Linked DNA regions of Homo sapiens: region 1 is linked to region 2. The links are chromatin contacts, found by Hi-C or POLR2A ChIA-PET in ENCODE. All regions are on one chromosome and are shown on one strand. The core of a region is the stretch at or near the end of the contact, and the rest is flanking DNA. Distances in the headings are between cores, read along the strand shown. Region 1 overlaps CAMK1D (calcium/calmodulin dependent protein kinase ID). Region 2 overlaps CAMK1D (calcium/calmodulin dependent protein kinase ID).

Evidence for each region. Hi-C counts contacts between places; a loop is a spot of excess contacts on that map. ChIA-PET counts read pairs that join two places held with the same protein, here RNA polymerase II (POLR2A). Pooled maps may share reads with other maps.
Region 1: a pooled map shows a loop between it and region 2 (8-fold over the local background). The contact joins two enhancer-like sites. A Hi-C loop is called at or near these places in 5 of 168 maps with a recorded cell type or tissue (CD8-positive, alpha-beta T cell, PC-3, naive thymus-derived CD4-positive, alpha-beta T cell and 2 more), 2 of 37 single-sample maps with no recorded cell type and 12 of 50 pooled maps. POLR2A ChIA-PET finds 5 or more read pairs at or near these places in 4 of 52 experiments (activated CD4-positive, alpha-beta T cell, activated CD4-positive, alpha-beta memory T cell, activated T-cell and 1 more).

The regions. Positions count from the first base shown.
Region 1 is chr10:12,445,927-12,453,144 of GRCh38, forward strand. All of the region lies in intron 1 of CAMK1D (calcium/calmodulin dependent protein kinase ID), which reads left to right. Among named protein-coding and RNA genes, the nearest start is that of CAMK1D, 100 kb to the left of the region's middle. RefSeq lists an enhancer at 2,480-3,679. Within about 2 kb of position 2,930, at least 14 of the 41 ENCODE cell types and tissues checked have a DNase peak (open chromatin) inside an H3K27ac peak, as active enhancers do.
Region 2 is chr10:12,399,538-12,407,374 of GRCh38, forward strand. The region is part of intron 1 of CAMK1D (calcium/calmodulin dependent protein kinase ID); the gene reads left to right. Among named protein-coding and RNA genes, the nearest start is that of CAMK1D, 54 kb to the left of the region's middle. RefSeq lists a silencer at 5,481-5,530 and an enhancer at 5,661-5,770. Within about 2 kb of position 6,139, at least 3 of the 41 ENCODE cell types and tissues checked have a DNase peak (open chromatin) inside an H3K27ac peak, as active enhancers do.

The DNA.
Region 1 (7,218 bases), core at 1,680-4,179, 43 kb after region 2:
ATTTTAGCCATAACAAATTTTGAAAAAGAATGAAAAGTTCCCAGCGAGGGAAATAAAGGTATTCTGTGTGGGAGGCACCTGTTATTTGCAGATAGTACTGTTCATTTCTTTTGCAGATATGAAATACAGTCTCTTTGCCTCAATTATTACTTCATCCTTCAGCCTGCTAGTGTTACAGAAAAGGGGTCATGATCCAGGCCCCAAGAGATGGTTCTTGGGTCTCGTGCAAGAGAGAATTCAGGGCAAGTCCACAGAGTAAAGTGCAAGCAAGTTTATTAAGAAAGTAAAGGAATCAAGAATGGCTAATCCATAGACAGAGCAGCCCCGAGGGCTGCTGGTTTCCCACTTTTATGGTTATTTCTTGATGATATGCTAAACAAGGGGTGAATTATTCATGCCTCCCCTTTTTAGACCATGTAGGGTAACTTCCTGATGTGGCCTTGGCATTTGTAAACTGTCATGGTGCTGACAGGAGTGTAGCAGCGAGGACAACAAGAGGTCACTCTCGTCGCCATCTTGGTTTTGGTGGGATTTGGCCGCTTCTTTACCGCAGCCTGTTTTATCAACAAGGTCTTTATGACCTGTATCTTGTGCCGACCTCCTGTCTCATCCTGTGACTTAGCATGCCTTAACTGCCTGGGAATGCAGCCCAGTAGGTCTCAGCCTCATTTTACCCAGTCCCTACTCAAGATGGAGTTGATCTGGTTCCAGTGCCTCTGACACTAGTATTTGAGGAAGCTCAGATGTTTCTAAAGTCTGGATAGTAGCCATGATATAAATCCTTTCTCTTTTTGCAGTTGGAGACTTTACAGCAAGCTCTATGCCGGTGATTCCCAAGCCCTTTGGAGTTAGAACTCTTTGTCCTTGTTGTTCTGGTTTGAGTCTACCCTTCCTTCCCTGCTGTCAGATACTGTGTGCTGTATCTTAGTTGGATGTTGACTTCCTTTGAGAATTCTTTGATCTTTTCTGAGAATTACATGAGATACCTTAAATTGGGCTAAATGTAGGGAAGGGATTTTGGAATAGAACTAGGGAGTGTCCCAACTGGCAGCTTCCCCAATTCATCCTAAGACATTTTGCCATGTCTAGGATGGGTTGTTTAAGACAACGTCTCCTTTTCTGGGATGTTCGAAACTCAGTGTTTGGGTCTAAGTTTTTTCCACTGTGTCTCTCTCTCTCTGTCTTTTTTTACTGAGTATATTCTTCTGCAGAATGGTCTGTATCTCGTGTTAGCTTCAGAAGGCACCACTTTCAAGAGGTAATTAAATTATAAAGATTTGTTCGAAGTCATTATCAATACTGGAGAAGTTAGCAAAGGTATTGGAAGGCCAACAACAATTTATTTCCCATGTCACTCTTTCTGCAGAAACTCACCTAGAGTCCTTAAAGGGAATAACTGGTAACTTTCTGATATATCATGATGAGAGGCCTCTGCTGGCCACTGGGCAGCCTTCAGATAGTTTTTTCCTTTTTTAAAATGTTTAAATTTTTAGGGCTAGGTGTGGTGGCTCATGCCTGTAATCCCAACACTTTGGGAAGCTGAGACAGAAAGATTGCTTGAGGCCAAGAGTTTGAGAACAGCCTGGGCTACATAGCAAGACCCCGTCTCTCCAAAAAATTAAGAAATTAGCTGAGTGTAGTTGTGTGCACCTGGGGTCCCAACTACTCAAAAGAGTGAGGTGGGAGGATTGCCTGAGCCTGAGAGGTTGGGACTGAAGTAAGCCAAGATTGTGCCACAGCATTCCAGCCTTGGTGATAGAGTGAGATCCTATTTCAAAAAAAAATATTGATTTTAAGTTAATTTTGTAGTTCACTGTAGTCTTGAACTCTTGGACTCAAGTGATCCTCCTGCCTCAGCCTCCTGAGTAACGAGGACTACAGGTATGTATCACCATGCTTGGCTGATTTATTTTTTTTACTTATTTTTATTATTATTATTTTTTGAGATGGAGTTTCGCTCTTGTTGCCCAGGCTAGGGTGCAATGGCACAATCTCGGCTCACTGAAACCTCTGCCTTTGGATTCAAGTGATTGTCCTGCCTCAGCCTCCCAAGTATTTGGGATTACAGGTGTGTGCCACTACACCTGGCTAATTTTTTTCTGTTTTTAGTAGAGACAGGGTTTCACCATGTTGGTCAGGCTAGTCTCGAACTCCTGACCTTAAGTGATCCTCCTGCCTTGGCCTCCCAAAGTGTTGGGATTACAGGCATGAGCCACGACTCCTGGACTTTTTTACTTACTTTTACTTTTTGTATTTTTATTTTTACTTATTTTTATTTATTTATTTTTTTGTTTCTCTATATTGCCCAGGCTGATCTTGAACTCCTGGCCTCAAGTGATCCTCCTGCCTTGGCCTCCCAAAGTGTTGGGATTACAAGCGTGAGCCACGATGCCTGGATTTTTTACTTATTTTTACTTTTTGTATTTTTATTTTTGCTTATTTTAATTTTTATTTTTTTTTTGTTTCTCTATATTGCCCAGGCTGATCTTGAACTCCTGGCCTCAAGTGATCCTCCTGCCTCAGCCTCCCAAAGTTGCTGAGATTACAGGTATGGGCCACCATGCCTGGCCCACAGAGTTCTCTGGAGGAGAAACTGTAGAGCCGTGTGGATTCTTGCCTGGGTTTGTTTAGAGATACTACGGACTTCTTGCCTAGGTTTGTTTGGAGAAGAGTCAAGCAGTACTTGAGTGATTTGAATTTTTGTTGAGAAAAACAAAGTGAAAAACATTTTTTCGACATCAGATATGTTGTTTTAGCCTCTGTGGCAGATTTTATTTTTCTCTTTTACTTTTTGTTTTTATCCTTTTGTACTATTTTTAAAGAAAGGAATGAGAAGAAATTATCCCCGGACCATTCCTCCCGGTGAAAAACATGAAATGTGACTATCCGGAAATGGAGTGTGATCACAGGGGCACGTACGGCTGAGTCATCCAAAACGCTGACTGTCGTGTAGGGCTCCGTGGTTTTGGTGGTTTTCTTAACTTCTCTGTGCCCTGGTTACTTCATCAATGTGATGGAGATAATAATCTCATCGGATGTTGTGATTTACTGAGATCATTCTTGTAAACACTTAGAATAGTTCCTGGTACACAGCAAGCGGTTTGTGATTGTTATTGTATGATTCTATCCAGATTCTATTACGTCATGTTACTATGTTATGAAAGATTCCAGTTCCTTGGTGCACTGATGTGGTCTTTGAAACTCAGAACAAATGTTACCTGGGCCGATGTTACATGAGTATTTGGCCATTAAAATCAGATAAAGAGGCCAACCTAGCAAGTTACTCTCATTGAAGTGTGGCTTGTCTGCCATCCTCATTGGGAGCACGTAGAACCTCCCCAAGCTGAGTGGGCAGGGTCCGTGTGGCTGTGTGAAGGGCCCCGTCGTCTTGTGTAGCTGCTCCCGTGTTGAGAGTATAGCATGTTGAAAACAGCCTTGGCAGGAACCACGCTTGCTGTTAACCAGCTCGTCCACTAACCAGCTGTGTATACCCTAGGTCAGGCCAGCTGTTTAAAAAAAAAAAAAGTGAAGATATTTGCTAAGAGAGTAGATCTCAAGTGCCATCATCACACGCACACAAGGGGTGATGATGGCAGTTGATAGGTATGTTAGCTTGATCATGGTGATCATTTTATGATGTATACATATATCAAAACATCATGTTACGATGTATACATATATCAAAACATCATGTTACGATGTATACATATATCAAAACATCATGTTGTATACCTAAATATATACCATTTTTATTTGTCAGTCATACCTCAGTAAAGCTTAAAAAAAGACACATGTTGGCCGGGCGTGGTGGCCCACGCCTATAATCATTTGGGAGGCCTAGGTGGGTGGATCACTGGAGGTTAGGAATTTGAGATTAGCCTGGCCAACATGGCGAAACCCCACCTCTACTAAAAATATAGAAATTATCTGGGCATGGTGGCAGGCGCCTGTAATCCCAGCTAACTGGGAGGCTGAGGTGGGAGAATCGCTTGACTTGGGAGGCAGAGGTTGCAGTGAGCCGAGATTACACCACTGTACTCCAGCCTGGGCGACAGAGCGAGACTCCATCTCAAAAAAAATACACACGTATATAAAAAAAGTAAATTGGAGACATCTTGATGTTACACCCATACTAACAGTAGTGTCAATCTCTGTTCCTTCACCCAAGGAAGGAAAGAAGGAAGGAAGGGAGGGAGGGTGGGGAGAGAGAGAAAGAAGGAAGGAGGGAAGGAAAAAGGGAAAGAAGGAAGGAAGGAAGAAGGAAGTTTCCCTATGTAATTAAAATAGCATTATCACAACTAATACAATTAATACTAATTTCTTAATATCCAGTTTGTATTCCAGTTTCCCCAGTTACATTTGGGTTATATACTGAGTTTACAGCTCCACAGTCTCTTCGTGTGGGGAATGAGGAGGTGGAACTAACTCCATGAGCTCTCAGGTTTATATAAGCGTGAAAGTTTTATGTTTAATACCATTAGGAAGAGCCGTTGTGATTTTGTTAATTTCTTGTTCTTAAAGAAGGATCGAAGCTTTAGAGACATAAACGTGGCTCTCTAGCCAGGTGAAATGGAAATCTGGAAGTTATTTGGTTAAGAGAATAAATAGGGATGGGTTAGTGGTGTCTCCAGCTGGGCTTGGCTTGTAGATTGGGCAGCTCACACATGGACAGTGGTTTGATGACTTGTGTACTGGCCAGAGAGAAGGAGGCTGTGTCCTGGTCTGAGACCCAGCAGGTTTGAGGTCTTGTATTTTCTAGTCTCCATAAATGTTCCCAATGCCATTTCGAGTTACAGTGAGGACTTGGACAGCCCTTTGCATTTAGTTTTGTTTTGTTATTTGAGACTCTGGTGTTTTCTTCAAGGAGGCTAAATGCTGGGTCTATTGGGTTACCTGTCTAAGGAAACTCCCATTGTTCCAGAATAAAAGAAGGATGAAAAACTCATGCTTTGACTGCCTGGCGGCTATCAGGTGCTGCTGGCCCCAGAGGTTATGAGCCAACTGGCATGTCCTGCGCCTCATGCAGGCTCCCACTGTGAGAACCAGCTTTGAAGACCTCCCACCTAGACCTGCCCGCCATGTAAGAGGTGCGGTGCTGGGTGTCTGCCATGGGCCGGGGAGTGAGGAGAACCATTCTTTCCCACATGAGCTCTGAACCAATTGAGAAGTAGGGCTGAGGGGCCAGGCAGGTGGAGATCAAAATGTTAAATTCATTCCTGATAAAAGTTCCATTGGAGGACTGGGGCATGTTTTAATAAAGGGCTTCCTCACTCTCAACCTCAGAAGCAGTCCGCCTAGCCCCCTGCAGGCTCCTCCTCTGGCCCAGAGGAGAGATGTAGTCTGTGGGCTTCCCACGGGTTCCCAAGAGAAAGGAGGGAGAAGGAGCTGGGCTGGTGCCCTCCATCCCCTCCTGGCCAGCTGGGTAAGTCTGTTCTCTTGCCTTGGGAGGAGGAAGAGGTAGGAGGGCCTGGAGGAGATTCCTCTGTAGACATTGGGAACCTGCTCCATCTTCACTCTTGCCCTCTTCTTGGGACCTGGTATCCCCAGGGACCCAGTGCCCTGGCTCCATTTGAGGATTTCCACCCTGGGGCAGCTCTTTTCCTGTCTCAGCTTCACAGACTAATTTATTTAGAGGGGGCGAGAGAAATGAGATAAATTCTGATAATAGTGGCACTTAATAAATATTAATTGTCATTCATATACATGATATGCATTTCTTGAACTGGTAAATCTTTCAAAGAATTTATTTTACAATTTCTCTCAAACTCTGAATATTTGTGGAGTAAATGAATATACCAATCCTTTGTTGCATTGGGAGGCAGAGACTTGAGGATGGTTATGTGTTTGTGTGTGTGTGTGTGTGTTGGAGAGTGGGTCAGAGACGAAGTGGGACAGGGAGCTAAGGCTTCTGGAAGATTCCCTGGGGGATGTCCATGTTCTCAGTGTCCCGGGGGCTACTCTGGCCGATGGGCCTTCGACCACCGGGGTCCCAGGAACCAGAGCAACAGAGACATTGGGGATCTGAAGCAGCACATGTGCTGGGGGCCGCCTCCTTTTCCAAGTGGCCAATAGCCCCTTAATTGAGGGAGAGGAACCATCCAGGTTCAGAGGCAAAGCCCACTTGAGAGGGAAGGAGGAGAGTCTCGTGGAGCAGGCGAGTCAGGTGGGCGATGTTTGCGGATCCCTTTGCAAGCCTGTTTTCACAGTGTTTTCAGGTGTGTTCTGAGAGCAGCGTATGGAACCCGACAATGACCTTTGTTCACATTAATGGAGCAGATGATTGCATTGCATTTTTTGGGTTCTTAAAAAAATGGTAATATGTATTATTGTAAACTGAATTTACAATATTTATACAATTATTTATATTGATTTATATTGTATAAATATACAGTGTCCAGTTTTTCTCACATCTAGCCCCTTTCTTCCTTTCATTTACAAAGAAATCATAAGGAAATTTCTCAGAATGTTATGTGGACTGAATAAATATTTATACATTATAAATAATTGTATAAATATACAATATTGTATACAATACAGTACAATTATTTATAATGTATAAATATACATTTATTTGTATATGTATTTGTATGTATAAATATGCATTATGGTCCATATATCAATACACATTATAGTAATATGTATTAATGTAAGTTTGACCATTTTGACTTTTTTTTTTTGAGACCGAGTCTCACTCTGTCGCCCAGGCTGGAGTGCAGTGGTGCAGTCTTGACTCACTGCAACCTCCGCCTCCTGGGTTCAAACAATTCTCCTGCCTCAGCCTCCCGAGTAGTTGGGATTACAGGTATGCACCACTATGCCTGGCTAATTTTTTTATTTTTAGTATAGACGGGGTTTCACCATATTGGTCAGGATGGTCTTGAACTCCCGCCTTGGCCTCTCAAAGTGCTGGGATTACAGGCATGAGCCACCGCGCCTGGCCCATTTTGACTGTTTTTAAGAGTACAGTTCAGTGGCATGAAGTATATTCACATTGTTGTGCAGCCATCGCCACCATCCATCTCCAGAACTTTTTCATCTTCCCAGACAGAAACTCTGCCCTCATTCAACAGCAACTCCTCATCTTCTCTCCTCCCAGTCTACGGCCAGCCCCATTCTACTTTCTCCCTCTATGTATTGGACTACTCTAGGGGCCTTGTTGAAGTGGATTCGTCAATATTTGCCTTTTTATGACTGGCTTATTTCACTCAGTCCTCAAGA
Region 2 (7,837 bases), core at 4,889-7,388:
CTGCAGGGTTCCTAAGGATAGGAGCCACACCATGGCTTAGATCTGTTGGGACACCCCTACTATGACACCTAATGAAGGGGTTTGCACTATATGCCAGTAATGTCATAAGAGTAAAACAAACTATAGTGCTTCCACAGTTTTTGTGGATTCTGTATTTGCAAATTCACCTATTCACTAAAATGTATTTGCATTTTTGTTGGTGATTTTGCTGCTTAAAGTAGCCCCAAGCATAGTTCAGAAGTGTCTAGTGTTCCTAAGTGTGGAAAGGCTGTAAGGTACCTTGCAGAGAAAATTTGTAATGTTAGTTTCTTCAAGCATGAGTTGTGGTGCTGATGGCTGTGAGTTCAATATTAATGAATCAACAATATGTGTTAAATGACATGTCTTTAAACAGAAACACACATAAAGCAAAGTTCTATATTGGTGAGATGATGTGACTAGAGAGGCCTGTAGGAACCTAGTCCTGTTTCTCCCCTAGGAGCAATGGTTCAGTATTGGCTAATACGGCATTCACGGCAACTTCTGAAAACATAACTACTGCAGATGATGTGACGCGATGGGATGTCATTTGCGCCTGGATGTTACGACTTTAGGAATTTAAGAAATAATTTCAGGATAATGTCTAGGTAGGTAGGTTTTTAACTCGGAATTTCAAGGGAGTGGCAAGCATTTAATTTTTACAAGACAGTCTTTGGAAGCAGTCCCCTAACAGAGTGGCAACCATTGGAAAGTCTTCTGAGTGCATCCAAAGGAGGATTTCTAATGATGGGAAGTGCCTTTGCCGTTTAAACTTCACTGTGAGCTCACTTCTTGCTGCGTACCTAAAGTCTGAGCAGTCAAGCGAAGTGCTGAGTAAGGAGAAGAGCATCTCAGTGACTCTTTTATTATTTGACTATAGCTTATATCACCGGAAGATAAAAGACCTCAGAAGAGGAGTGCAGAGTTTGGAAGCTGCCCAAGACTCCCAATTTACATTCAGAACCGTGATTTATTCTCTGATTTCACGTAGCTTAAACTTTTTTCTTAATAGCCGCTAGCTCTACAAATTTTAATCCCTACTAAATAGTATATAAAATGTAATTGTCTTGATGTTGAGAACTTTATCTTCTGAGGGACTGAGTGTATTTTGAGATGTGACCTGATTTCTCTGGAATCCCCACTTGAGGGCTTTATGTTTTCACAGATGGAGACTTACAACTGTACCAGAGTGTGACGTAGGCCTCCAGGAAATGCGTTCTTCTGGTTTAATTCCTCTCATCCTTCAGGACAGACCTCTGGTCTAGCAGTACCTTTCCTGGGCCAGGCACAGTGGCTCGCACCTGTAAACCCAGAACTTTGGGAGGCCGAGGTGGGCAGATTGCTTGAGCCCAGGAGCTCAAGACCAACCTGTGCAATATAGCGAGGCCCCTGTCTCTACAAAACCAGAAAAACAAACAAAAAAGGAATGCCTTTTCTGTCTTTACCTTTCTCCTTTATAGATTGTTTTATAATATATAAATATATGTATTATATATATTATATATATATTTTATATATATAATATATGTATTATATATATTATATATATATTTTATATATATAATATATGTATTATATATATTATATATATATTTTATATATATATAATATATGTATTATATATATTATATATATATTTTATATATATATAATATATGTATTATATATATTATATATATATTTTATATATATATAATATATGTATTATATATATTATGTATATATTTTATATATATATAATATATGTATTATATATATTATGTATATATTTTATATATATATAATATATATAAAGCTCAAATCAGATTCCAGGCCTGATATACCTCCCCAAAGAAATTATAAAACCACCAGTTACTTTTCCTTCCCATGTATGTTGTCTCTCCTAATAGCTACTTAATCAGTCTGAGCCTCTACTTTGTTCTTGGGCCTGTGTTAGGTGCTGGGGGCACAAAAACAGCCAGTGCTGAGCCCTGGGGTCAGGGAGCACATTCCCTAGGGAGAAGGATCTGTACAACAGTGTGGAGGGGCTGGCAGATAGGGAGGCTCCCACAAGGAGCCTCAGAAGGGGGCCGTCAGGGTGCCTCAGTTTGTCTGGGAGACTCAGGGAAGGCTTCACAGAGGAGGTGAGCTGGGCCTGTGGCTTGAGGGATGGGTAGGAGTTTACCAGGTGAGCAAGAGAGAGAGGGCTTCCAAGCTGGTAGACCAGCTTTGGTCCTGAGACACAGAGGATGGATGAATGAGAAGACGGTCTGTTTTGGCATTCAGGCATGTATAGGGGAGTAGTGAGAGAGAAAGCTGAAAAGAGGCTTTGGTTGTCCGGGAATATATATATTCTCAGACTATATATATATATATATATGGACAGAATCTTGCTCTGTCACCCAGGCTGGAGTACAGTGGCGCGATCTCCGCTCATTGCAACCTCCGCCTGCCGGGTTCAAGCTATTCTCATGCCTCAGCCTCCCTAGTAGCTGGAATTACAGGTGGGTGCAACCATGCCCAGCTAATTTTTGTATATATATATATTTTTTTGAGATGGAGTCTCGCTCTGTCGCCTTGTGTTTTTAATAGAGACAGGGTTTTGCCATGTTGGCCAGGCTGGTCTCGAACTCCTGACCTCAAGTGATCTGCGTGCCTCGGCTTCCCAAAGTGCTGGGATTACAGGCACGAGCCACCGCGCCTGACTGCCATTTTTTGAGACAGCATTTCAATCTGTTGCTCAGGCTGGAGTGCAGTGATGTGATCACAGCTCACTTCAGTCTCTACCTCCCAGGCTCAATTGATCCTCCCACCTCAGCCTACTGGGTAGCTGGGACCACAGGCGGGCACCACCATGCCCAGCTAATTTTTGTTTTTTGTAGAGACAGGGTTTTGCCATGTTACTCGGGCTAGTCTCAAACTCCTGCTCTCAAGTGACCCGCCTGCCTCGGCCTCCCAAGTGGGACTTTTTATGCCACACTTAGTCATTTGGTTTTTATCCTGTCAGTGAGGAAATTAAACAGAAACATGATTAGCTTTTTTGTGTGTTTGAAAGACCACTTTGGAGCTGTCGTTAAAAAGTCTTAAGACTGGCGTTAGGGATTCCAGTTAAATTGCTCGTGGAGTCCTGGAACAGGGGAGTCAGGGAGAGGTTAGTGCCCCAAATCAGCAGTGGGGTTGGAGGGGCAGGATAGACAAAAGGATCCCTGAGGCAGTCACTTCATTGGGATCATTTTGGATTTAGGAGCATCAGTTGGAAGTGAAGGGCTAACAGGTCTCCTGCTTGGGTAATTGGTGATTGGTGCCTTCTACTGAGGATATACACAGGACCAGGTTTATGTGGGCAAAAGGTGATGAGTTCCAGATGCGCAGAATTGCGTGGATTGGAGAGACCTCAGCCTGGAGCTCTCCAGGGCTAGAATAAGATACATCATTCTGGCAGAAATACGGCTCCAGGATTATAACCTGCAAGCAGGCTTTTTTTTTTCCTTTTTCCCTTCGGTTTTGCTTTCTTGTTTTGCCTGCATTGTCTACTTAAGCAATTTATGTTGATCTGTTTGTTAGCAGAAAAGGAACAAGCAGCAAATGTGTGGAAGTACTCAGGAAGAAGGCAGAAGCCCTAATGATGCGATCTGAGGACCACGTTGGACACGTGAAGCCAGATGCAGTGAAAAGTTGTGAGCTGGTGTTTGAAAGTGATTTACAACAAGTTGGCATCCGCTTGCCAGCTTGTGTTCACATGGACATCTGCCCTGCAGAACTGCAGAATGGCTTAGAACACCGGTTCTGGTTTCAGGTGGACGTTGTTCACCCCTTCATGGGTGTGGGACCTTGGGTGAGTCCTCGCTCCGTGCCCACCTGTCTTTCTTGGATAAAGGTGATAATCGATCCCACTTTACTTGTGAGGATTCAGTGAGATGATTGATGATGTTTCTTAGCTCAGTTTCCAGAAGAGTGGGCACTCAAAAAATTGTCTCTTGAAGTATTTACATGAACAGCTATTCTATAAAGACTCAAAATTTACTATTGAATGTAAATCTGGGATGCAGAATTGGTTTTTTAGGTGATTTATTTTTCATTTATGAAGGCGTGCACCATAGAATTCCTGCAGAGAATGGGGATAGAAACCTCCCTGTTAATGCATTTAAAAATATTTGATTTGCAAAAAATTCAGTATACTTTAAAATAATTTTATTAATAATAATTTGTATTGTAACAACTATATTGTATAATGCATTGAACTTCTAAGTGTGTTTTTTCCCCCATCAGCATCTCAACTGTTCTTCCATAATAGGCCTTGAAGTAGGGTGGTTGTTTTGGCCCTGATGTTACCATTGCAGACGTGAGACTCATCCATGTCACAGAGCAGGTCCCTGGTTTCCCAGTTCTTGATATCTTGTGGCAGGTGGTAGTACTGGGGCCAATTGAAAACTTTCCTGTTGCTTTTGGAAAAAAAAAAAAGAAAAAAGATAAAAGAGACAAAAATGGGCATGTAGTTTTTTGAGCTTTTCTTTTTCTTTTTTTTTTTGAGACTGAGTTTCGCTCTTGTTGCCCCAGCTGGAGTGCAATGGTGTGATCTCACCTCACCGCAACCTCCGCCTCCCAGGTTCAAGTGATTCTCCTGTCTCAGCCTTCCCAGTAGTTGGGATTACAGGTGTCCGCCACCGCGCCCAGCTAATTTTGTATTTTTAGTAGAGGTAGGGTTTCTCCATATTGGTTGGGCTGGTCTCGAACTCCTGACTTCAGGTGATCCGCCCACCTTGGCCTCCCAGAGTGCTGGGATTACAGGCGTGAGCCCCTGCGCCCGGCCTTATTTGAGCTTTTCTAAAAGCAAGAAATTGAGGAAGAAACTCCTAACTGGGCAAATCCAGACCTTTTCTTAGTATCTTCAGAGAATATACAGTTGTGTCTAATTCTTTTTGGAAATATGGTATGCCTTATAAATAGGTACACCTTAATTAGTTGCAAAGATTTAAACAAGTGTAGGAAAGCTAGGAGAGAAAGCTGTTTGTTACTGTTCATTATGTATTGTACAGGGTGATGCTGAGATTGAGTTATTCTTGGTATGAATAACTTCCTTTGAAAGTTAGAATGATAGAGTTTTAGAACGTAAGGGACCTTAGATTTTAATCCGTAATGACCAAGAAAACTGTGTTTTTAAAAATTTTTTTTTTTTTTGAGATGGAGTCTCACTCTGTCACCCAGACCGGAGTGCAGTGGCATGATCTCAGCTCCCTGCAACCTCTGCCTCGTGGGTGATTCTCGTGCCTCAGTCTCACGAGAAGCTGGGACTGCAAGCATGCGCCACCACACCTGGCTAATTTTTGTATTTTTAGTAGAAATGGGGTTTCTCCATGTTGGTCGGGCTGGTCTTGAACTCCTGACCTCCATCCGCCTGCCTCAGCCTCCCAAAGTGCTGGGATTATAGACATGAGCCACCGCGCCTGGCTGGAAAACTGTATTTTTGAGCATTAAGTAATTTCCTTTAAATTTTTGTTGATAAAGGAGAGACCCAGCTGCCAAAGAGGCTTCTGTTCTGGGGGTAAGACTGGTCACTGCATGTTGAATTGACATCATTCAACCAAATGTGGTTTAGCCTGAGCCATCGTATTGTGGGTAAATGTGTAGTTTCTGTTGTGTCTTTGGAAATTCTAAAAATAGGCACTCCCCATACCTCCTTCTGGGGGTTTCCACAGCTGGCTTCAGCCCAGCCAGCTCATTTTGCAGACCTAAAGCGTTTAAGTTCCATGCCCATGGTCAGAGATGTGGGGACTTTGTAAAGTAATATTTCATCTCTAGTGCAGACATAATGCCCAGGAAACAGTTGCACTCATCAGCGAGCCTCGGAGTCATGTTCTTTATGGGTGACACAGTGATACAGCTGTAATATGCACCATGTTCAGTCCAGAGACAGGCAGTGAACTAACGAGAAAACTCCGCTGTTTGCTTAGACTTTCTGTGTATTGACTCAATGCCCACATTACTAAGCGCCCGTCTTTAAAAATTAGCCACAGTCTAGCACGTATAAACAGATAGGACAATTAACACCTGAAATTGTCTTGTTATATAAGTGAAACCAGTGAAACGTCATTAATCAAGACCCTCATACATTTGGAATGCCAAGTGACAGTCAACAGGGTTAGACCGAAGTTGGCTGGAGCCAGTATCTATGAGACAGGAGTTTGTTGAGCAAACCCGTGATATCAGCATGACATGGTCATATTGTTTAATCTGCTTTACAAGAACAAACACTTAGCTTTAATATTGGCATGCGTTGTTAAACATTTATTACAAGTACTTCTTATCAGGACCAACGAGACTTCTGCTTAGCAATAATTTGCCAGCCCTTTAAAGTTGTTTATGAATTTCAGAGCACTTAAATGGCGTTTTTATGTGAAGGTTTTGAAATCGACGGGAGAAAGGGCAAATGCGAGCATCTGATTTGTTTGTACCAGTGCTGCTTGGAAGAGGACTGGGCTTTGAGGAGACACTCAGCATTTCTTGTCGCGTGTAGGATTGAATGGGTGCATCAATCAAATGGTGCTGGGATTAGCGGTTGGCTTGTTGGGAAGAAAACAGCTCATTGTGTTTCTCAGTGGCAGTTCCATTGGCACCACAGCCAAGATGATCTTTCCTTGCTCAGGTTTGTGCTGTGCACTCCGGACATTCAGCTTCCCTGACTCCTACCCCGTGGAAGTTTGTTTCTGACTTGTTTCCAGATACCCCTGGGGAAACAGCTCCCTCCCTGGTTCAGGACCGTCATGTCGCGCCAAACACCAAAACAAATTCCAGGTATTAGAAAGTTCAGTGTAAAAACCCATAAAACAAGAAGAAAATACTAGTTAATATCTGGCAAAAGCTTTTTATTGTTATTGTTTTTTTAATTAAGCTGTTGGCCAGATGTGGTGGCTCATGCCTGTAATCCCAGCACTTTGGGAGGCTGAAGTGGATCATTTGAGCTCAGGAGTTCGAGACCAGCCTGGGCAACATAGGAAGACCCTGTCTCTACAAAAAACAAAAAACAAACCCTCCACAAAAATTATCAGGGCATGGTGGTGCAAGTCTGTAGTCTCAGCTGCTTGGGAGGCTGAGGCACAAGAATTGGTTGAGCCGGGGAGGCGGAGGTTGCAGTGAGCCAAGATCACGCCACTACACTCCAGCCTGGGTGACAAAATGAGACCCTGTCTCAAAAAAAAAAAAAAAAAAAAAAAAAAAAAATCAAGGTATTGAACTCTGTAAAGTCATGCGTCCAAATCTCCCTGGGCATCCTCCATTGCTGCGTAATAAGTCTGTGCCTCCAGTTGTCCTTATGTGGGCTATTCTAGCTCTTTCCCTTACAGTACAACTTGTTCCCCATTTTCTCTGACCTTTTATAGAGGAGATCGAGGCCACCTAGGGTGACGTCACTGCTTCACATCTTGATACCGCAGACTTGCTTTCTTTCTAGGGAAGGCTCCCTCTGCTGCACTTCCAAGAGTCCTGCTCCTTCAGACCCCACCCCCATGCCAATTTCCATTTTGCCTTCTCCTCTTCCTCTGTCCCTGCTGCCTATCACCCTCCTTATACTGTAAAATGCCCCTCTCATCTCCATCTTCCTGCACAGCCACCCTCCAGCCTCTCTCATGCCCTGCGTTCATGGCCAGACCTCTCCATGACTTCTTTCAGTCCAGGCTTGAGGAACCCAGGGCAGGAGGCCTGGCAGGGCGGGCAGAGCCGCCGTGAGGACTGGACTCAGTTGCCCATGGGATCCTGTCACCCAGCCCCAGCTTAAAACCCAGAAGCTCCCACTGCCAGGGGAAGGGAACTCCAGGAAATCATACCAGCCTTCCTTTTCACATTT